3 separate regions of the Homo sapiens genome follow, and regions 1 and 3 are each linked to region 2. The links are chromatin loops, found by intact Hi-C in ENCODE. Cell type or tissue: HepG2. All regions are shown on one strand. Region 1 overlaps DENND1A (DENN domain containing 1A). Region 2 overlaps DENND1A (DENN domain containing 1A). Region 3 overlaps DENND1A (DENN domain containing 1A).

The links. Peaks named below come from ENCODE experiments on the same cell type or tissue, not always from the same donor. Only the 100,000 strongest peaks of a DNase experiment are listed, where the experiment ranks them.
Region 1: it touches region 2 in a loop (2.3-fold over the local background); 9 of 110 quality-filtered maps call a loop at or near these places.
Region 3: it touches region 2 in a loop (16-fold over the local background); 5 of 110 quality-filtered maps call a loop at or near these places.

What each region holds. Positions count from the first base shown.
Region 1 is chr9:123,739,161-123,747,160 of GRCh38, forward strand. All of the region lies in intron 5 of DENND1A (DENN domain containing 1A), which reads right to left. Among named protein-coding and RNA genes, the nearest start is that of DENND1A, 190 kb to the right of the region's middle. RefSeq lists an enhancer at 461-510. In HepG2, no CTCF peak of the experiment used is centred here; a DNase peak (open chromatin) is centred at 3,041; H3K4me3 peaks cover 1,509 bases.
Region 2 is chr9:123,918,624-123,926,623 of GRCh38, forward strand. The region is part of intron 1 of DENND1A (DENN domain containing 1A); the gene reads right to left. Among named protein-coding and RNA genes, the nearest start is that of DENND1A, 7.5 kb to the right of the region's middle. In HepG2, no CTCF peak of the experiment used is centred here; DNase peaks (open chromatin) are centred at 3,608 and 4,498; H3K4me3 peaks cover 1,396 bases.
Region 3 is chr9:123,675,927-123,683,926 of GRCh38, forward strand. DENND1A (DENN domain containing 1A) reads right to left here. Exons shown (of 24, transcript NM_001352964.2): 6 at 794-863. Among named protein-coding and RNA genes, the nearest start is that of MIR7150, 190 kb to the left of the region's middle. RefSeq lists an enhancer at 3,595-3,674. In HepG2, no CTCF peak of the experiment used is centred here; DNase peaks (open chromatin) are centred at 2,295, 2,955 and 3,765; H3K4me3 peaks cover 669 bases.

The sequences.
Region 1 (8,000 bases), 180 kb before region 2:
GCAAAAGTTAGGAAGAGGAGGATTTGTGGAGTTTTCAGGGCTGACTTATGAGTTTCAAATAATTACCTTATAGACACTGGAGCAGGCAGTGCAGTGAGAGGGTATTAATAAGGCCTCGCACAAAAAGTGTGCAGAAAGACAGAGAGGGAAAATAACAAGCAGACCCCGGGCTTTCTTCCTAAGTTTCCAGAGTCCTGATTTTCTTATTAAAAATAAGTGTTAAAATATTTATCTTTCCTAACCTCTACAACTAACTTTGTATTCTGAATAAAGATAACTTTCAGTTATAAACAAAACTAAGAGAGAAAGTCAGATTTTAGAGCACCTGGGAGTGATGAATTGAGAAAAGAAATGCGGTAACCAACAGAAAAATCTCAGTCCAGCTTAGATATGACTTGCAGCTGAAAGTTATCTCAGGTTTTCAGGTCCTACTCTTCTAAGATGATGAACTCATACTATCTTTTAATGAGAGGCTCATATCTGCCTTTGATGTGTGAAAGACACTCCCAGCTGGAGGAGAGTACAAGAAAGATCTAAAATATTTGCTTCAGCTGCAAAGAACTATTAATGAAAGTTTAGAAAATGAGGTAGCATTAGGGGGAAAATCTTTAGAAAAAAAGATGACATACTCTCATCTTATGAAATCTTAAGGGAATATATTCCAGTAAAATAAAATCTGACAAAAAAGTTCTTCCCTCTTCTACACACCAGAGTTCTTCATCCTTTTCCAGAGTGTGTTCTTAATTCCCTGGTACATAGGAGAAAAAAAAAAAAAAAGGCTTCATATAATTTGCTATTCACACAAAACACCAAGGGTTAGAGTCACATAATGTACACAGAGGTTATAAGACCACATGGATGTATCAGCTTACATTGGGGAGAGTTTTAGAATTAATTCTTACAAAACCACCTTTAAGTGTGTTTAAGAAGGGGAGCACTTACAGTGCAATCTTGCGCAACATGTTTACCTATGTAACAACCCTGCATGTCCTGTGCATATGCCCCTCTACGTAAAAGTTGGAAATAAAAAAAAAATCCTGTGCAAAACAGAACTTAAGTTCAGATAATTCTCCACAATTCTCTATGCTGCTTAATGTTCTGAGATTATCTTTTTGTCAAAAAAGCAGCAAAAATAGAAATCTGGTTTTCTTAATAACCTGTCTAAATATATTTTCTAACTATCTAATCTACTCTCAGTATAGAGCACAGGTACAGAAGATAAGCATTAAACAACTCCCATAGGCTATTATAAATCTCCCATTTAGAGTCTGGGACACTTTCAATTACTCTTAGCTGGTCTACCCAGTAACTACTTTCCCTGAATGAGCAAGGAGATCTGTAGAGGTAGCAAAGTCTTTGAGACCTTTTCTTATTATTCCCTTTGATAGAGAGCAGGAGAAAAAGCATATGTGGAAAAACATATGAAATTCCTTCTTAGAAAAAAAAAATTCTCTGTTGCTAACTCCTAAATTAGGTATCTTATATAACATATTTACACATATGTTAACAACTTTACAAAGTAGGCCTCATTATCTTTCTTTTACAGATGTGGGAAACAAGGATCAGATGAGACAGGTTATATGATTTGTCACATGGCTCGTAAGTCAGAATTTGAATCTAGGTCTCAATCTACAAGCTGTGCTTTAGAATGTTAGGTAATTAAACATGATGGCATCACCTACTTTCTGCGGAAGAAATAAATGTTCTAAGGTAAAGAAAGATGCTGAGGAAGGGAAAGTGAGAGAGAGAGAGAGAGAGAGAGAGAGAGAGAGAGAGAGAGAGTATGGACAGGCAAGTACCAGGACTAGGAAATAGTTATTTCAGCAACTTTTATTCATTCAATAAGTACTTATGTAGAATCTACTAGGGGTCAGCTACTCTCAAGGGTTCTCTCAATGGCATCTAAATTCTTGTACCCTCTCAAGGAAATTATATAATTTCTTCTTTCAAAGTTTCCATATTCCTAGGCCAATGTGACATTCCTTTTTTCTCCTCACACATGCCTGGCTGAAATCATGCCAAACCTCAGCAACTTTTAAAAGTGATAAGTCTGCTAGAGTATTTATGTTAAAAACAATTTCAACGGCATACCTGGAAATAAATATTCTACTCCAACAACCAAAATTTTACAAGTGATTAAAGTGGAAAGAGATATGAACGGATATGATCGGATATCTCAGAATGACAATCCATAACTAAGCTAGCTTCCCTACCCACCATCAATGTCAACAATGTCAAAGGAAACTCTGTAAGCAGAATAACTACTTCCTCTTTTTAGCCTGATCCATTTATCCATTTTTCAAAATTTCAGGTATTTCAGACAATGTAGTCTTTTGGATTAAAGACAAGAACTAAGGAAAATATTAATTTCTAACTCAGTTACTATGCTGGTTTACAGAGGCAGCATCATAATTGTTTAAGGCCCTTCCTTAGGGTTCTTTTGATAGGAAAGGAGAAGAAATTGCTTAACTTCCTCATTGCTCAGTCTCCTCAATGAGTAAAATAGACAGATATCCTGGTTATCCCTTCACCTTGATATGAAACTAAACTTTGTTAAATAAAGCTCCAGAGTGAGTGGGTGCTGAGTGTCATTCAACAAATGATAATTCCCCAATCCGAGTTTCAAGTTCTCATTTTATATTTGAGCAACATAGCACAACGCTGACAAAAAGAGGATTAAATCAAGGATTCTGAGCAGAGAGGGGAAAGGCCATGATCATTCCTATCAAAAAAGAAAGGGCAGTTATTTTCTCTTTTCTTTCCTTTAAAAAGAAAGTACTGAGGGATAATTCTGATGTGTCTATTCCAGCAGAACATTTGAAAGACGTGTCCAATTCAGGCCAGAGCGTTGCTCTCAGAGCGAAGGGTATCACCATGCTCTAGAGTTCAGTCTCCTCTGCACATACATAAACACAAGTGCATAGCGCCCCAACGCTGTTTGTCCCCTCGGCCTCACAGCTCTGCCAGTTGGCAAACCCAAGCCAGGAAGTTGTCAATTCCAATTGCGTTTAGGCCATGTAGTCCTATTAAAGAAGGCCTGCTGGTTAAGGGGCGTCCTCTGTTTCCAAAGCATGGGAAAAAAAAAAAAAAGGCTATGCTTAGATTGGAGCTGGCAACTTTCACTGACTAGAGTTTTCAAGGAGCTATGAATGAGTTTAACAAAGGAGGTCTGTGGCTAGTTTCTGGCTGAAGTCCATGTCAACAGTTTTTAAGGTCACAGGCCACACTAACTAACATTTATTCCCAGCAGACCCTGTTCTAAACACAAGCTGTAAGTAGTACAAATTTGGAATTTTTCTGTAATCCCTTGAGATATTCCTGATCCTTCCACATGTTTCTGCTCAATTAAAAACAATTCTCACTTTGCACCACAAGAGAGGCCATGCTCAGCAATCTCAGTTCATCCTTAGGGTAGACGAACAAAAACCTGGCAAATCAAAGGGCTTGAGTGGGGAAGGGAAGGAATTCAGCTGGATCACACTGAAAAGTGCAGACAGCTCCCCAGGGGCTCAGTTTGTGAAAGCATAAAACAGGTTATGACAGAGATCCTGAGGCCATAAAAAGCAGGTTTGAGACACACATTGGGAATAGGTTCCTAGTCATTTTACAGAAATAAGATAAAAATTTCTGAGAAAATTAACAGGTCAACTAGGTGAGTAGAGAATGGTGATAATGCATAGGACAGATGCTAAATATCCCACTTGGAAATTAATACTAACATTTCTCAATTAAGAGGAACTCCTTTAACATCTCTGAAATCAAAATGCATTTTGGGAACAAACTAAAAATTTAACACAGTCATTTCTCCCCCTGAAAAAATATTTTTACATCAATGGTGCAGTGTATAACTAATGGTATTTTTAAGTCTTGGCAGACAACATGGGAATAACTGCCTTGGACTGAGTACCAAAGATGTGCTATGCACTGTGCGTGGTATGTCCATTAAAAAAAAATCTCTCCTGAGCGAGGCATGGTGGCTCACACCTGTAATCCCAGCACTTTGGGAGGTTGAGACAGGCAGATCACTTGAGGTCAGGAGTTCAAGGTCAGCCTGGCCAACATGACAAAACCCTGTCTCTACTAAAAATAAATTAGCTGGATATGGTGTCGTGCACCTGTAATCCCAGCTACTTGGGAGGCTGAGGTGGGAGAATCACTTGAACTCAGGAGGCAGAGGCTGCAGTGAGCCGAGATCGTGCCACTGCACTCCAGCCTGAGCGATGGAGTAAGACTCAGTCCCAAAAGATAAATAAATAAATAAATAAATAAATAATAAAAATAAAAACATAGGCCGGGCGCGGTGGCTCACTCCTGTAATCCCAGCACTTTGGGAGGCTGGGGTGGGTGCATCACCTGAGGTCAGGGGTTTGAGACCAGCCTGACCAATATGGTGAAACCCTGTCTCTACTAAAACTACAAAACTTAGCTGAGCATGGTCGTGGGTGCCTGTAAGCTCAGCTACTTGGGAGGCTGAGGCAGGAGAATCACTTGAACCTGGAAGGCAGAGGTTGCAGTGAGCTGAGACCACGCAATTGCACTTCAACCTGGGCAACAAAAGTGAAACTGCATCTCAAAAAAAAAATAAAAAATAAAAAAATTTAAATTTAAATTAAAAATATATATACCTCGTAATCTTTAAGGCTACCATGAGATGTACTTTCTGTTTTACAGTTAAGGAAACAGGCTCAGAAAGGTGACATGACATGTTTTGGCCTTAGATCTAGTAAGGGGTAGAATCAAAATTTGAACACAGTTCTGATTTCAGAGCGTAAGTCCGTTTCACAAACTTAGTGGGGAAACACACATTAGAGTATCAGTTACTATTTTGGTAGCTAAAGTACTGCCGTTTGTGGCATTCTATATTTGAAATCATGAGATAGATATATGAAGGTGGTTATAATTTTTCCAAACTAAAAAATATGTAAATTATTGTGCAGTGAATATTTGGATTGGGCTTGATAGAACAGCCAGGATAACTACTTCATTAAAGAGAATTAAAAACACCCATGATAACATTACTTAACTATTCTCATTAATACTTTGGGATCCGATCCCCCACGTCATTTTTTTCTACATACTTTTTACAAAATGGAGATCACATCACATATAAAAATTTGTCTCTTGCTTTTCTTCTATAAGTACTGGATATTTTCCATGTCATCAAATAATCACCAAAACCAATTTTAATGGCTACATGGTATCTAATTAAATTTAACTATCCTCTATTTCTAGGCCTTAAAATTGTTTCTAACTTTTCACTCTATATGCTAAATGTCCTTGTCCATATATCCGTACTTATATTTCTGAGTTTTTCATAAAACAGATTCCCCAAAGTGGAAAAAATGTTAAAGGTTTTGAATATATATTGCCAATTGTTTTCCAAGAATGTTGGACCATTTTACAACCTGATCAACAGTGTGTAAGTGCCTACCTCATTACCAAGTGTCATCTGCAAGCTAGCATAACCTAGGCTCATGTACACTTTGTCACATGTATGCCCACATACATCTCACCTATGACAATTGGTCTACCTTTCAATATCTACTATACTATGTGATGTGGTGAGATGTCCACGACCACCTTACCAATATTCTTTACTTATATTAGCTCTTTTTTTTTTTTTTTTTTTTTTGACACAGAGTCTTGCTCCTATTGCCCAGGCTGGAGTGCAATGGTGCAATCTCAGCTCACTGCAACCTCCGCCTCCCAGGTTCAAGCAATTCTTCTGCCTCAGTCTCCCGAGTAGCTGGGATTACAGGCGCACACCACCATGCCCAGCTAATTTTTGTATTTTTAGGAGAGACAGGGTTTCACCATGTTGGCCAGGCTGGTCTCGAATTCCCGACCTCAGGTGATCGACCCGCCTCGGCCTCCCAAAGTGCAGGGATTACAGGCGTGAGCCACCGTGCCTGGCCTACTTATATTATCTCTAATCCTCACCAAAAAAATAGATATGAGGAAATTAAGGCTCAGACAGAGTAAATGGAGTAATCAGAAGCTCATTTCCAAATCAGGAGGACTGGAATGCAGGCCCTACTCTGACACTAGACCACACTCTTATGCCATGCCACCGTGTAACTCATTTTACCTTTCAGATAATGATCAACTTTCTCTCACAACTCCAGGGACTGCCTCTTTCTCTAGCAACACCTCTGCAAACGATGAGACCAGATTAATGTTTGGAGAAGTAAATAAGGGCAATAATACCTAGATCTCATGGGCTTTGAGAAAAGTGAAGTGTATGCTGGCGAGTCTTCTTTAAAAAGCAAGGAGCTAGTGGCAGCAGTGTGGTGCATGGAATGCTCATGCACAGCTTGCAGAAGCAGAAAATGGTGAAACCACTGAAGGAAACAATTTGGCATTATCTCAATAAAGTTGATTGAGCTTAATAGAATAAAATTGCCCAATTTGGCATTTATCCCAATGAAGTCAACGATATACATGTCCTATGACACAACTATTCAACTCCTTAGGTACATACAGTACACAGAAGTTAAGTCTATGTGCACCAGTATAGCTCTTCAAGAATGTTCATAAAAGTCACACGCTAGAAACAGTCCAAATGGCCACCTACAGTTACATGCATAAACAACTCAACCCCTTTATCTCTACAATGGAGATAATTTCATAAGATTGCTATAAAAATAAATGAAAATTACATAAACCAGCTGTGGTATATCATCATACAACACAGAACACTAGATAGCAAAGAAGACAGACTATAACCATAAGCAACAGCATGGGTGAATCTCAAGGTTAAGCAAAAGAAGTAAGACTGAAAATAACAATTCTAAATTGCATAATGCAACTCACAGAGTTCAAAACCAAACAAAGCTATACTATACTATTTAGGGATGTATACATAGGTGAAAAAATTAATATCAGGGTGCTAGTAATTTCTGAACTTCAATGGTGATTACATGGGTATTTGCTGTATATTTATGTTTACTTATGTGTGTATAATGTGTATATGTACATTTGACGCCCTTTTCTGTTTGCAGGTTATATTTCACAATTTACAAAAGGGAAAAACACAGGGTTGTGATCAAACATTTACACAATAGATATAGCATACAGGGACTTTATCAAGTATTTACTGTTTTATTTAATCTTTAGAACAATATTCTGCATTAGTATTGTCCACAATTTGCCACTGAAATAACTGAGACAAAAACCAAATGACAGCCAAGTAAAAATATTTTTATTATAAATCCATGTTTTAAAAAGATTGAAAAAAAATCAAAGTATAGCACCAATGTTTGTTTCATTACAACACAAAAACAGTTTGAATATCCCTTATCCAAAACATATGGGACCAGAAATGTTTCAGATTTTAGATTTGTTTGGATTTTGGAATATTTGCAGAATATATACCAGTTGAGCACCGCTAATTTGGAAATCCAAAATGCTCCGATGGACATTTCATTTGAGCATCATGTTGGTGCTCAAAAAGCTTTTAGAGCATTTTGAATTTTGGATGTTCAGATTAGGGATACTTGAGTACACTAAATCTGAGGAACGCACAAGTTCATGGGAGTCCTTGAAAGTTAAACTGTCCCTTCAAACAAAAAGACCTAGAATTGCAATCTCTGGAGAATGTTAACAAAGAGTACAATGAAAAGATATTTATAAAAGTTTTGTTTTCAGTGGTCACGGGACAACAGTTATCTTTACTCAATAAGGATAATCAATATTGGCTATATTTTTCATATACTAATAAAAAAGAAAAAGCACAAATTAAATTTTCTCCAAAGTTGGTATCCAAAATTACAAAATTTACAAAAGTGACAGTAAAAATCCTAGCTCAGCAGAAAACAGTATACTAGCAAACATACATTCTTTAGAGTCTGTTTTGGCTTGGGGTTGTTTTTGTTTGCAGTGTTTTTTTGTTTTTTAACCACTTAAAAACTTGTTTTCTGATGGGACCAGAATTTTAAAATTAAAAACTTAAAATAAAAAAAAAATCAGTCAGTCATCCCAAGGAGCTTAGACAACAAACT
Region 2 (8,000 bases):
TCTCAAAAATTACCTTTTGAAAATGTTTAAAAAATTAATAAAATCAAGCATTTACCCTGCCTTTCCTATATGAACTGTATCTCAGAGCAACCAAATGGTTGATATGGAAAAGGTTTCTTTTTACAAGTATCCCAGCTAGTATGAAGAAGAAGTGATAGAAACAAAATATCACCATTTTATAACCTCTAATTAATGAACAGATCAAAGAGAGATAACCAGACATAATGTACCTCTTGATGGAAGTACCTATCACCACTTTTAAAATATTCTTGCCAAGAAAGTGAACTTGAATCTCATCAAGTCACTTAATCCAACTACCAATTTGTAGGAAATAAAGGGGACAGAGGAATACATTAAACAAACCTTAAGGATGCAACGGAAATCATATAGGACAAATAACCCAGTTCTTCAAAAAATAAACTGCATGGGGGAAAAAGACAGCAAATATCAACCAATTGCAATGTATGAACTTCGCTGATTCAAACGAATCCACCGTTTTTTTTAAATTTGACATAACTGAAAAACTTTGAACACTGACTGGATATTTAATAACATTAAAATTTTTTGACCGGGTGCAGTGGCTCATGCCTGTAATCCCAGCACTTTGGGAGGCCTAGGTGGGTGGACTGCTTGGGGTCAGGAGTTTGAAACCAGCCTGACCAACATGGTGAAACCCTGTCTCTACTAAAAACACAAAAATTAGCTGGGCATGGTGGCGCACACCTGTAATCCCAGCTACTGGGGAGGTTGAGGCAGGAGAATCGCTTGAACCCAGGAGGCAGAGGTTGCAGTGAGCCGAGATCACACCACTGCACTCCAGCTTGGGTGACAAAGTACAACTTCAACTAAAAAAAAAAAATTAAAAATTAAATTTTTTGGTTAACTTTTTAGGTGTGAAAATGTTATGTTTTTTAAAAAGAAAAATCTACCTTTTAGAGGCACATATGGAAGTATTTAAGAATGATATGACATCTGCGGCCTGGAATGGTGGCTCACACCTGTAATCCCAGCACTTTGGGAGGTGGAGGCAGGCAGATCACTTGAGGTCAGGTGTTTGAGATCAGCCTGGCCAAAATGGTGAAATCTCATCTCTACCAACAATACAAAAATTAGCCAGGCATGGTGGTGCACACCTGTAATCCCAGCTACTGGGGTGGCTGAGGCACGAGAATCACTTGAACCTGGGAGGTGGAGGTTGCAGCGTGCCGAGATTGCATCACTGCACTCCAGCCTGGGTGACAGAGTGAGACTCTGTCTCAGAAAAAAAAAAAAAAAAAAAAGGATGATATGACAACATCTGGGATTTGCTTCAAAATAATCCAGGACTAGAGAGCAGGGGAGGGAGTTACAGTCAGTTATCTATAAATAAAACTAGGTAAAACATAAATTAAGTGTTGAAACTGGTTGATGGGAATTTGGGGGCTCATTATACTATTCTACTTTTATAGATGTTTAAAATTTTCCAAAATAAAGTTTAAAAATAGGTTCAAGCACCAAGAAGAAAAAGAATAAAAAATCACTTTAAGGCCGGGCATGGTGGCTCAAGCCTGTAATCCCAGCACTTCGGGAGGCCGAGGCGGGCGGATCACCTGAGGTCAGGAGTTTGAGACCAGCCTGGCCAAACTGGAGAAATCCGTCTCTACTAAAAGTACGAAAAATTAGCCGGACATGGTGGCAGGTGCCTGTAATCCCAGCTACTCAGGAGGCTGAAGCAGAGGAAGCTTGAATCCAGGAGGTAGTAATTGCAGTGAACCAAGATCGTGCCACTGCACTCCAGCCTGGGCGACAAGAGCAAGGCTCTGTCACACACACACAAAAAAAACACTTTAAAAAGACTGAAAAGTAGTACCAGTTAAACAGAGATAAATATAAATTATTTGTATAAATCTTTTATAAAACTGAATAGATTTCCAATATTTATGATAAAGGGAACATTAAGTGGTTTTTTTACTTCAAGACAGGGTCTTGCTCTGTTGCCCAAGCTAGAGTACAGTGGTGCAATCTCAGCTCACTGCAACCTCCCCTTCCCGGGTTCAAGCAGTTCTCACACCTCAGCCTCCCAAGTAGCTGGGATTACAGGCATGCGCCACCATGCCCAGCTAATTTTTGTAATTTTTTTTTTTTTTTTTAGTAGAGATGGGGTTTTGCCATGTTGGCCCAACTGATCTCGAACTCCTGACTTCAAATGATCTGCCTGCTTCAGCCTCCCAAAGTGATGAGATTACAGGTGTGAGCTACCGGGCCTGGCTGGGGACATAAGTGTTCTTAAATGTTATAATTCTAATTGTTTGCACGCTCATCTTACCTGTCTTAGTAGACTATAGGCTTCCTTTCTTCCCAACCAGCAAGAGCAATAGTGCTTTGTATATATCAGCATCTCAATCTTTCAAACAAATTCAGTGAAATACACTACACGTCATCCTAACATTCTTACTGAAAGGAAGCAAATACTTTGGTTTTTAAAAACAAAACCAAAAAAAACTGTAATACTATAAAAAGGAACATACTTGCTGTTTTTTAACTTGTTTTTTAACTCCAGGTTGTTCAGACAACTGTGTTTTCTCCTCTCCAAGCAATATTAATGATAGCTGCCATTTAATAAGCAGTCATATCTCCACTGAGAACTAGGCACAATATCTCTTTTAATTATCACAACAACCCTGTAGGTTAATTTATTAGCTTCCTTCCATAAATATTATTTTTTTAACCTGAAGCTCAGAAATTTAGAACTCAGAGGGAGAATGTATAGTTCTGGGAACTCAGTACTCCAATGCTCACATACCCCTGGCTCCTCTCACACCCCGGAGTTCAAGAACTGCCAGCGTGGAGTCAAACAGTATCTTCTCTAGATTGGTTTCCTTCCTTCCATTTATTCATACAGCCTATGCGAGATCAATGCAACACCCTCAAACCTTTCCTGTGGCTAAAGTGAATTCAAAAGGTGGTTTTTCTTTTCCCCCTCTCTAAATCTACCATGAACAGATTTGCCTTCAGCAATTTAGTCCAGCCCACTTCAAGTCTTACTCATTCAATAAAGCACACACATTCACTATGGATCCCTCAAAGATTCCTTCCATTCTCAATGCAGACTAAAATGCCTTATCCCAATTATAACTTTTCACTTTTCCTCAGAAAAGCAAACATATAACCAGTCCTCACCTCACAAATACTCCATTTGTAACATAACTCTGCTAACCTTGGCAAGTCATCTTTGATTCTTCTTTTGCCTCTTACGTGTAATTTGTCACCAAGTCTTGTCATTTCTACTTAAAATCTCTCAAAGCCATCCTTTTTTTTTTTTTTCTTTTTTCTTTTTGAGACAGGGTCTCACTCTGTCACCCAGGCTGGAATGCAGTGGCGTGATCTTGACTCACTGCAACCTCCGTCTCCTGAGCTCTGTGGGAGCTCAAGTGATCCTCCCACCTCAGCCTCCCAAGTAGCTGGGACCACAGATACATGCCACCACACCTGGCTAATTGTTGTATTTTTTTGTAAAGACAGAGTTTCATCATGTTGCCCATGCTGGTCTCAACTTCCTGGACTCAAGCCATCCACCCTCCTTGGCCTCCCAAAGTGCTGGCATTACAGGCATGAGCCACCACGCCCGGCCTGTCATTCCTTTTCTTTACACTGCCAAAACCTTGCTCTGGACCTTGATCTTCAGCAGTAAAAACTATTTACACAGTTCCACAATCCAGTGGCCTCCCATTTTTTTCCATGCATTCTTCCTATCAGTAAAAAAGTGAGCATACATCTGATAAATATCCATAAATTATAATAATGCCTTACTATACTAACACATACATTAAAAAATACAAACTTTGAAGGTTGATATAAAAATAAATACAATTTCTAACATATTCTCACGTTCCAATGCGTCATCTTGTAAAAGCCAGAGATATCACTGTTCTAAACTGCTGCTGCCAGGGTAATCTACCTAAAAACCCAAATCTGATCATAGTACATCCCCAGTTCAACCCTTCAATGGCATCATATCCCACTGGCACATGCCTACTTCATCAACTTCCTCTCCTGTAATCTTTATCCTTATATCCTGTATTTCAGCTTTACCTTTTATCTCCCCATGACTTTTGCATACACAGTTCCCTATATCTGGAATGCCCTTGCCCTCAACAGTTACTGATTTGTACATAACAGTATCTTGAAGAGGGAAACACATTCTAAATGTCATAACCAACGTCCAAATGAACTTTTGGAATGTCACCTCTCTTTTCTATAGGAACATATATGTATTTTAACATATCTTTTCTTACTTTATTTGGCTCCTTTTCAAGTCCTGAATACTCGGAAAGAATGGGTACGGATTCCAATAAAAGTAGAGAACAAAACAACTTCATTTTGTTTATTTTTCTTCCTTGTTTATCTTTCCATGTCCCTACAAAGCCCCTTTAAGCAAAAAGGATGTTACGAACCCAGAGATTAGCTCTCCCTAGGGCCAGGAAAAAGGCTGGACCTTTGCAACTGCAACCGGAACTCCAGCCAGGAACTTACACAGATTTAATAACTCAATGCAAACATACTTTCCTAGAGCAATACTCCAGGTCTTACCTTCTGTTTCAACCTTCCTATCTGCTGTACAATGCCCTCTAAGTTGACTACAATGGCTAAGAAAAGAGTGATGGAGTAGCACCAACATGTTTTCCAGAAAAGTCATGAAAATTCAAGTGGCTGACTCTGAGCACTAACGATGGAGAGCTTGGTCTTCAAAGAGACTTTTATTCCACCACTCCAAGTCTCTCTACATTCTCCTTTGGGGACAGGGAGGACAGCACTGTGGCGGAGAAAGGGAAGAGGGGAATAGGCATTAGAGGAAGAAGGCCTGGAAGGAAGTCACATTCCAATTCTTGGTCTCATCACAAAGCAGAGAGATACGTTAGTTGTGCTATACAACAGGCCTCAAGAAAAAGCAAACTTTTTGTGTATTTTGGCAATGGGATCCTTTAAACAAACTGGAGCAGAGCTATCATAAGCCAACACTGCTCCTCTATTCTTGAAATGAGATCGGTTTATCCTCACTTTCAAGTCATATAACTTCCACTTGTCTTCCTTTGGTAATCCCCCTCCATTCTCCAAATCTCCCCTTTCTTTCAGTTCAAGTTCCAACCTCTTCCTAGAAACCTATCTCCGTCTACACTGATCTTTTCTATGTAACTCATTTGGGCCAAATCAAAACCACAATAAAATACCACTTTACACAAAGTGGTACAGCTGCTTTAGGAAACAATTTTAACAGTTTCTCAAAATGTTACATAGAGTTACCAAAAGATCCAGCAATTCCACTCCTAAGTATATACCCAAGCGAAATAAAAACATATGTCCACACAAAATGTTCATAGCAACATCATTCATAATGATGAAAAGGGGAAACAACCCAAATACCTAACAACTGACAAATGGATGAGTAAAATGTGGTATGTCCATACAATGGAATATTATTCAGCAGTAAAAAGTAATGAAACACTCATGCATGCTCCAACATGGATAAATCTTGAAATCATTAAGTGAAAGAAGCCACGCAGGACGGGTTATATATGATTCTATTTATTAATATATGAAATGCCCATAAAAGGCAAATCTATAGCAAGTAGATTAGTGATTGCCTAGGACTGAAGGGTTTGGGGGAATGAGGAGTGTCTAACAGGCATGGGGTTTCTTTCTGGGGTGATGAAAAAGTTCTGGAATTAGTGGTAATCAATCACCCTTGTGAATATACTTAAAACCACTTAAAAAAGTAAATTTTAGGGCTGGGCACAGTGGCTCATGCCTGTAATCCCAGCACTTTGGGAGGCCAAGGCAGTCGGATCATCAGGAGTTTGAGACTAGCCTGGCCAACATGGTGAAACTAAAAATACAAAAACTAGTCAGGCATGGTGGCGGGCACCTGCAGTCCCAGCTACTTGGGAGGCTGAGGCATAAGAATCACCTGAACCCAGGAGGCGGAGGTAGCAGTGAGCCAAGATCACACCACTGCACTCCAGCCTGGGGGACAGAGTGAAACTGTCTCAAAAAAAAAAAAAAAGTAAATATTATAGTATGTGAATCTTATGTTGTAATCTTATAAGATTCACATACTATAAAATTTCGTATCTTAAACAGTTTTCAGATTACCACAACCTACAAGGCCCTGTCCAGGGTCTCTCCCTCTGACCTCACCACAAGCCTCTCTGCCATCAGTCACTACTCAAACCCACTGGCCTTCTGTCCGTTCCTGAAATATGCCTAGGGTTTTCTTGCCTCAAGGCCTGGAATAAAAAGTCTTGCCTAGTCTCTTTAGATGACTAATACCTCCTCATCCTTTAAGTCTCAGCTCAAATGTCATCTCCACAGTGAGGCCTTCCCTCGCCACTCTATCTAAAATAGGACAGTCGCTCCCATCATTTTCTCTGAGGCAACTCATGTGCTTCCTTTATAGAACATCCACATAGCTTTATGTGAATTCACCTGGTTTTTTTAATGTCAGGTCCACAAGACTGTATGCACCGTGAGGAGTGAATCTGTATTATTCACCATCGTAATTCCCAATGTCTAACACAATTCCTGGCATTTAAGTGCCAGGAATAAATGGTAATATTTTTATTTCCCTAATATGCCACGTCCTCATATGTACTGCTCCCTCTGCTGATACCACCACCATCACTACTGCCTCTACTCCCTCTGCTAACCACCCCTACCTATCTCTCAGCTGAAACATGATCCCCTTGGTGAAGGCTTCCTTTCCTGACCCTCCCTCCTCCCCAGAAGACAGTCTCTCCTTCACTTACTCACCTATTCGTCACCAGCGGCATCTCCACCATTGCAATTAACTTATACTGTATTATACTTGTGTTTTGTTTTTTTTGTTGTTTTGTTTTGTTTTGGTGGGGAGGGAGTCTGGAAGGGATTGTTTTTGTTTTACATTTGTGTCCACTACTTTAGAAAGCCTTAAAGAAAAATATTTGTTCATCTTTGTGTCCCCAGTACTTAGCACACTGCCAGGCACAGTATTGCCACTAATTATGATAATAATGGCTAACATTTATTGTTTAATATGTGCTTAATCTTCTTAGTTCTACAGTAGGTAAATGGATGAATAAATGGATAAATTTCTTGGTCACTAACCTCACAGAGGTCACAGTTTGACAGGGACAGAAGACAGGTATACAGGCTAATGTAGAATAATCACCACCACAAGGCCAAATTAGTTGCCCTGCCCTGTTCCTATGCCTCAAGTCTTAGAGTATGCTTTTCTCTGAGTCCATAAATGTCACGTTTCTTCAAACTCACTTAGAAAACTTCCTTCGATTACTTACAGCCCACTTCCTGCACTTGGTGCCTGGAAGCAATTTCTAGGATGTCACCACAAGCAATATTAAACTGCCACATAGTTTCCTGCTGTGTGTCTGCATTATCAGTTAAATTGCTTCATATTAACCACATTCCAGTCCACTGGGATCATTCAAACACTAAATAAGATTTAAAAATACCTGTTGAAGATTGTCAGTTACCACTGCTCCTTTTATTCTTCTAGATAAATGTCCATACAGATGTAACATTTAGGTTTCCAGGGTGCTACCTGCATACTGGTGACCTTCTCTTTTTTTGTCCATTAAATGTTGATTTGAGGCAAGACAATGTTCCTTTATTAAAATAAACATGAGGCTGGGCACGGTGGCTCACATCACACCTGTAATCCCAGCACTTTGGGAGGCCAAGGCAGGCAGATCACCTGAGGCTGGGAGTTCAAGACCAGCCTGACCAACACGGGAGAAACCCGTCTCTACCAAATAAAGAAAATTAGCCAGGCATGGTGTCTCATGCATGTAATCCCAACTACTGGGGAAGCTGAGGCAGGAGAATCGCTTGAACCCGGGGGTTGGAGGTTGCCATGAGCCAAGATCATGCCATTGCACTCCAGCCTGGGCAACAAGAGCAAAACTCCATCTCAAAAAAAAAAAAAAAAAAAAGAACTAAATAATCTAGTAAAAGGCCTGCGTAAACCA
Region 3 (8,000 bases), 240 kb before region 2:
TGCGAATGGTTACACTTCTCATAACAGTAGAAAAATCCCAAACAATTAACAATTTCCAATAATAGGAAAATGCTTTGGTAAATCAAGGTACATGACAAAATGCTATGCAGCCATGAAAAATATTTATAACATTTTTAATAGTGTGGGAGGCATGCTCATTATAATGGTATCTGAAAATGTGGGCTACAAAAATCTACATAAAGGTCCAACTGGCCTTTGACATCCATGGAAGATACCTTACCTTACCACTTCTTCCAAAAGTACAGCAAGGTACAGATGAATTTTTAACGTCATTTTCAGACCCCTACAAAAGTTACTGTAAAAGCACCACAAAGCTTTATTGAAATGGGAACTCAGGACAGCTGGGTAGGTCACTTGCTGGTTAAGTGTTTTACTTGCAAACCCCAGATCTGCAGCATGACATGAGCAATTCAGATATGTGCCTCAGCAAAATTATAATTTAATACATGTCACAAACTTTCCGGGCTGCTTGGGAATATTAGAAATTGAACATTAACTCTGTGAACGTTAAGGGTCTATTTATCATTTCTTTAATGCAAAGAAAAACTTAAAAAAGAAAACAACCCAAAATGCTAGGAATATTTATTTTAGGGAAGGGAGTGGGGCAAATTAAAAGTGATTTTCTTTTCCTTCCTATTATTTTCTGAATTTCCCAAAATTCCTATAATGGGCATGCATCACTTTTTTGGTAAAATATAAGGCATGTTTTACTTTTTCATCATAAAAATTAAAGCTTATTTGTTTAAAAGAATTATTTTAAAAAGGTAAATACCTGTCTTTTTGTCGTGTAATCTGCCAGGATGTTAAGCAGCTTATAAAATACCTCGAACCAGGGGAGATAGCTGGAGGAAGAAGAGGAAACACATGAAATATTAGTATGCAGGTCAAAAACTTTAACCAGGATCTAATTCAAGACTGATACATTTCAGTTTTGCTCTACATCCTGAAGAGTCTTCCTGTCACAGACTGGTGGAAACACAAACTGGCGAAATGCTAATTATTTCTGAGAGTTTAAAAAATTGCCTGTGCAAGGCAGAGGATTAAATGTCCATTATAAATTATTCCCATGCCTCAGAGCTAGAACAGTTCACAGAGAAGAAATTCAAAGCCGACTCCACAATCAGGCACCATCTCTGAGAAGTCCCCTGGCCTCTCCCAGCACACCCACCCTTTCCAGGAAAGCTTCTATTCAGTTTCTCATGATGGGACAGACACAGACACAGACACACACACTGACACACACACAGCATTCCCACTGCAGGCATCTGCAAAGGGTCCCAATGCCCCCATGAGCCCAAAGCCATCCATGTTGCTGCAACAGACATTCTACCCATCACACACCATCTCTCTATCTACTTCAAGATGAGTTCCACTTCCCCATCCCCACTGCCCTCCACCAGGTCCTGGCCATTGCTCCCCTTCACTCAGAGCAGACTGGCTGCTGACCTCAGTCCTGTGGTCCACTCTGTGTGGCTTGTTTTTTGTTTGTTTGTTTGTTTGTTTTGAGATGGAGTCTCACTCTGTCACCCAGGCCGGAGTGCAGTGGCATGATCTCGGCTCACTGCAACCCCTGCCTCCCTGGTTCAAGTGATTCTCCTGCCTCAGCCTTCTGAGTAGCTGGGACTACAGGTGTGCGCCACCATGCCTGGCTAATTTTTGTATTTTTAATAGAGACGGGGTTTCACCATACTGGCCAGGCTGGTCTCGAACTCCTGAACTCAGGTTATCTGCCTGCCTCGGCCTCCCAAACTGCTGGGATTATAGGCGTGAGCCACCTGGCCACGGCTCTTAGAATGGTTTTTCTAAAATGCAAATCTCCATCGCACATTGTACTTAATTGCTGCAATGATGTCCGTCACTCCAGGATCCAGTCCACATTTGTTAGGATGGACTTCTGGGGCTCTTCACTGCCAGGCCCTTGCCCACTTTTCTGGTTGTCCTCTGTCTACTTCCTCATAGATATGCTCCCCTCACTCCTCTCACTCCGGAACGTCCTGGTATCTTTGAGCCTGCCTGGGCTTACATACACTGGGCCCTTTTCTCCCAGACCTCTGTGGGTCTAGTCTAGCTGATTTCTACTCATCCTCCTAACTGTCCCTCACCCCCTCCCCATCCCCACTTCATGTGCCCTAATTCTCTCTTTTCTGTGCTGCCCTGGTCATGAGAATGCTGCTCTCAGAACATTCCCCACATGATGCAGTCCTCAATGGCATGTCTGTTTTCTCAACAGACCACATGCAAACAGAGAGGAAGGGGCCTATCTTTCTTCACTTTGTCTTTCCGGTGCCAAGAATGGCACCTGGCACACCGTCAGTGCTCAGCGTTTACTGAGCAAATAAAGCCAGACAAAGACTGACGGCAAGGGTGCACGCATCCTATGGAATTGTTGAAAAGTATCCACACCCCCAAGCAGTTTTGCCACTTACTTTCAACGGCTTTGTTCTCTAGAAGGAAATTTTCCAAAGCTACATCTAACAGCAAGCGAGAAGAAGGTTGTACCAAGCGCTTGCCGGCCTGGTCATGTCTGCCCTGCTGTGCTAACAGAGTCCAATACCGACAGATATGGACACGAGGTAGCGCACAGATGTGATATCCTGCCAGGGAGAGGGGAATCAGCACCCTGTACAGATTACCGGCTGCGCCACTGAGGGTAATAAATGAAGTGAGAGGCAACAAAGAGAACAGATAAAGTGCACAGTCCTCTGTCATTAACGTCTGTCTAAAGCCAGCACATGCTACTGTAAAATTTAAGTAGCTTATCAAAATATACTGATAAGCAACTTAACTTTTCACTTCTATGACAGTATTATCACTTATGTTAATATGTTTCAATCAGCCCTGGCAGCTGCATATTGACTATTACATAGCAAATGACTGCTGCCACTTTGCACAGCATTTACTTTGGCAGAGTAATGTAAACATTCAAGAGGGATTAGGGAGCAGATAAGTTTCTCCTTTCCTATTCTGTTAAATAAACCTCGGCCGAGTTAAAAGCCATTATAGTATGAACGAGAAATCCCCTCAGAAGAAAACTCTTGCACAGATTAGACGACTCAGTAAACAAATTTGACCAAGGATTACAAATTTTTTTTTTCCTGAAAGCAAAATACCACTAGTTAAATCCAGCCACTGAAAGTCAGGAGGCAGGGGGGAAAAGGCAAGAAGGGGAAGTAGAATCTTGCAAGAAAACTGTGACTTCAAGTAAACAAGAGAAAAACTGAATCATTTTAGAAATATTTGGTGAAGTGATATGGGGCAGGCTGGGTGCTCTGACAGTTTAGGACTACAGAATCCATCGAAGTAGTTTTGGATGAGTAGGTTCAACTGACCAATGTGGCTTGGGCACAGAAGCTCCAGCCTCCAAGTTGTCACCTGCTGTGAGGATGAAGGAGGTGACGTGGGAAGGAGCTCCTAGCCTACTATAGATGGCACCCTGGTTCTCACACTCAGCCTCAGCCTCAGCCTCAGCCTCACCAAGTCAATTCTTTTTGGCTATGCTAAGCAGAACCACTGGCCACAAGAAGTTTTGCAGTTACCCTGGAAATCAGCCATTTCTTTCTCCCTTTGGCCTGACCGGACACAACTGTTCCCCACATGTTGTCCCCTGTACACTCACAGATGAATATCTAGTGATGGCAGTGTTAAGGTTTTGAAACCGAAACCCAGCTGTCTTCTTCTTCAAAGGGCCCCTGTTTTCCCCTGTTGGGAGGCCAGGGTTCACAGCGGAGCTCTATCCAGCGGCGTTTCCTGTCCTGCTTCATTAGAGCCGCCACAACAGCTTGCGCGGCCTGCTAGGCTGCAGGTGAGGCTGCAGGGACCCTGCACTCCAGTCTGCGTGTGTCTGTCATCATTGAATAAACAATCCTTCCCAGTCCAAAGACAGAAACAAACACTCTAGTACACTGCACCACCTTGGACATCTAACGGGGTGCGACCATCCGTGGTCCGCCTCTGCCTGCTGCCTTTGTGTGACGGCTTGAGTCCCCACTGCGGAGTACCACAGTTGGGACTATGGTGGGCTCTGTCCAAGGCTGTGGCACAAAGGGTCCTCCTGCACTCAAGAAAGCTATGGTCCTCATCAGAAAGAGACACACCCACAACAGAGTAACAGTTTGGGTGGAAGGAGCTGGAAGTCCTTCCCAAGTGCTTTATTTAGTTTAGGCTTTCGGACTGATGTAGAAGATGATCATGGAGCATCATCATGACCCAATCAGAAGACAGAGAAAAGCGAAAAGGAACAGCCTGCTCCCCAGGCACCTGCCTGGATCCAGGCTTCTCTCCCTTCTCACCCACTGTGGCTCAGGTAACTCTGTCCCAGGCTCTACCCTCACTCCCAGGCCTGAGAGTCAAATGGAGAGGCTTGTGTTTCATATGAGGTAATAAGTTTTAAACTTGAGAAGTTTCCTCCACCCACTGCCTTCCCGATCCGGGGTCCCACCGGCCCTTGTAAGGAGGGCAAGGGCAGGTTCTAAAGACAGCACTTATGGCAGCAACAGCCCATAGTCAAAATCACCCTGAAAAAGCCCTTAAATTACCTCCAAATATGGCGGACATGGTCTGTGTAAACACAAAGTAGTTAACCTGAGTTGTGGGGTCAGGCTGAATGACAGCATCCTGCATCTAAATCTGTCGACCGGGTGAGCTGCTGGCTCTTGAGCTGAACTGAGAGCAGAGGACTGCCTTTTCTAATCTCACTCCACTTGGGATGATAATCACTCCAACTGGTGAGTTTGTGTACACGTGGATGACTGGCCTTGTGTAAGTTCAGCGTGAATATAAAGGGATTCCACTTCTTTAAGTATTAAAACAGAAAACCATTAAAAAATTTTAAGAGCTCTCCGACACCTCTTTCTACTAGTTCAGTTCAAAGCTATGAGATGGGACCAGGCAAGGTAGGTATGGAAGAGAGCAGGGGACAGGGATGGTGGGAGAGGCTGACCAAGTCGAGGAAGGCAGCAACCACCTGGGAGAATGCTGGTCCACAGCAGGACATCAGACTCAGGTGAGGGGAGGAAGCTGTCCTCCCGAAGGGGCAACCTGGTGTTAGAGTCCAAGTGGGAGGAGAAGGGTGTCCCACTGAGGGGTCATTGGGCATAGTGTGCTGGGGCCCAAGCAGAGTGAGGGGCCTAGTAAGGGAAAGTCAGCGTCTGAGCAGGATGAGGAGGGAGTCTCATGGGGGAGGCCTGACTTGGAGTTTCATGACTCAAGGGGGCAAGGAGGGGTTAGACCTGGCATGGGATAAAGACAGCATCTATGTGGAGTGGAGGGCCTGACCAGCAATGGTATTAGAACCCAGAAGAGTACAAAGAACATCTGGAAGGCAGTTCAATGTGGGATGTCAGAGCCTGAGGGGTGGGAGGGCTTCCACCAAAGTGGGGGTCGGGGGAGGGGAGGGAGGCGAGGCAGAGTCCATGTGGTTGAGAATGCTGTCCGTGATAGGAAGGGGCAGCAGCAGCTCTGCCTAAGGTGCCACAGTTCAAACAGTAGCACATGCTACTGTAAAAACAGGGTGAGGAGGGTGGCGCTGTGTAGGAAGGGGGCTGCAGCAGAGGGCCACTGGTTACAAACAAGGAACAGATCAAGACTGACCAAGCTGGTAAATATATAATGGGAACCAGGTATCTTACTATCAGAAGAGAGTTACAAATCCAGTTAGGGAAAGAATGAGAATGAACCCCACGGTGTCAAACTGGAACTGAATGTAACTGTGGGGCATCATGATGTTCAGTAGACAGGTAGGAAAGTAGAGACAGATAAAATAAATAGAAATACAAATCTATGTACATACATACCTTCCCTAGTTTTAGTCACTGAGAAGGCCTGGAAGCAGAGATATCCCAATTATAATGAGCACACTTAGTGCCCAGATATTGGTTTCTAAATACTATTCTCCAGTAATAGGAACCTGGGCTCCTTGAAAAAAAATGTCTGATTCCAGGGCTGGGGCTGGGAAATGCTGTGTTGGGTTAGGAAAAAAAAAAAAAAATAGCAGTGCTCAACACATGATCAGGACATATCAACAGGACACGAAAGCCAGTGAGGAGGGGCTTCCACTGACAAAATCTGCATGACAGGCAGAAGAAAGCGCATGAGCGATGGCTTTAGAACCAGGTGGGAAGTAATTCTTTCCCCTCATCTTGACCTCAGCAGAGCCCAGTGGATTTCAGCCTTATCAGAACCAGCATCTACTTTGCTATCCTAAAAACAAAATCTTAATGTAATCTAGTCATTCACAAAACCAAAATAATGCTCTGGCTCTCCTATAAAAGAGAAATAAAAATAAAAGTAATTTGCAATAAAATTTTAGGATGTAACACTCAGGCACCATTAGAATAGATGATACAATGAAGCAGTGCCTCCCGGGGGAAGACTTGCGGCAGAGCTGCTTGTGTTCATGTCGGGACTGATGAGTTTAAAAGTAACATGACACAGGGTCTTTCAGTTGCTTTTGGTGACTTGCTACTGTCTGAGGAGCTCCTGACATTCCATGTTGAATACCTGAGGAGAGGTATCCCTTTCTTTCTGTCAGCAGATTTTGCCAACGTGTTTCCAATGGCAAAGCATCCCTTGGTTAAGACCATTCAGCACTCAATATTTAAAGCCTTCCTATTAAAACAAAACAGAACAAAACAAAAAAACCTCCTCCCCAATGTTAAAAAGCAGAGCAGCATGGCACATGCTGGGGAGAACACTGGCTTGAGTCTGGTAACCCCGAGTTTGAATCTTAGTTCTGCTCCTTTCTAGATGTGACACCTCGAGAAAGCGGTCTTCCCAAAACTCAGTTTCCTCCTCTATGAAAAGATATACACCACCTGCTAATGTACCTGATGGACATGACAGCCACCAATCCAGAACACGCTTCCTGTCCCCCTTGGCAATCTCAGCTTTGGGAATCTCTCTTTGATTCCTGGTGTCTGGGTCAGAGGCTCCTCCAGAATTCTACAGAAATTCCTCATACCATGTGGTCAACCAGAATGGGCAGGAAAACAGAAGCTCTTATAAGAGGAAAATACTCACCAACAATGTGACTGCTTCAAACAACATGACCCTTCTCCACCCTTCCAGTTTCCAGACAATACGTCCCCTATCCACCCTTTCAAGTTTCACCTAGCATCTATCCCTGCTCCTCTGTCTGTATCTCAGCCAAACATCTATAATAAAATGCAAATTTGCCATGAACTAAAACTACAACTCTTGCAAAGGAGACTGGATTTTATGAAGCCCATGTTGGACATGCTGGATACCTGCACAGAGTTGAGGCAAAGTCACTGACAAATGAAGACCTGGCTGTATTAGACCACTTAACAAGACATGAAGAGAAAAATCAAGAAAAACAAGGATAGTAACACAACAGTCACATCAAAAGAAAATGATTTCAATATGAAAGGATAAAAGAGACCTTCGGGAAACTGAAGTCCTCAAATACTTTTGGAAAAAAATGACTCCTTTTATGATTATGCTGTGAAAGTCAACTATGAACTGTTATTAAGTCAGAAAAATTATAACCTCCTCTCCCCACAATACTTGATGCATTATTCTTTCTAAGAATTACTGCATTGTTGGAATTAAGAGACAGAGTTTGTTGAGGTAAATTTATACTTTTTTATACTTTTTCTAGATAAAATCCTAACCTTTTCCTCATTTTTACTATGAGCTTTTGGTCCCCATTTAAATTGATGCATTTTATTCCCAGAATATGAAGACCTCCTGGGCTTACTAGACATTAAAACTCCCCATCGTTTATAATACGTGCTTGTTTGCCTGTCTTCTCCATTGGTGTCAACTCCATGAGATCAAGGACGGTGACTGTGTATTGACTATTTAACCCCTAATTATTCCTGGCACATGTGAGACATTCAATAAATCATAGCTTACCTTGACAGACGTAACTCATCTCTATAGGTTCTATTAAGGCCATTAATTACCACTAGAGCTACAGAGTAACAGTCAACCAACTCTAGTCGGGACGTGGGGATCCA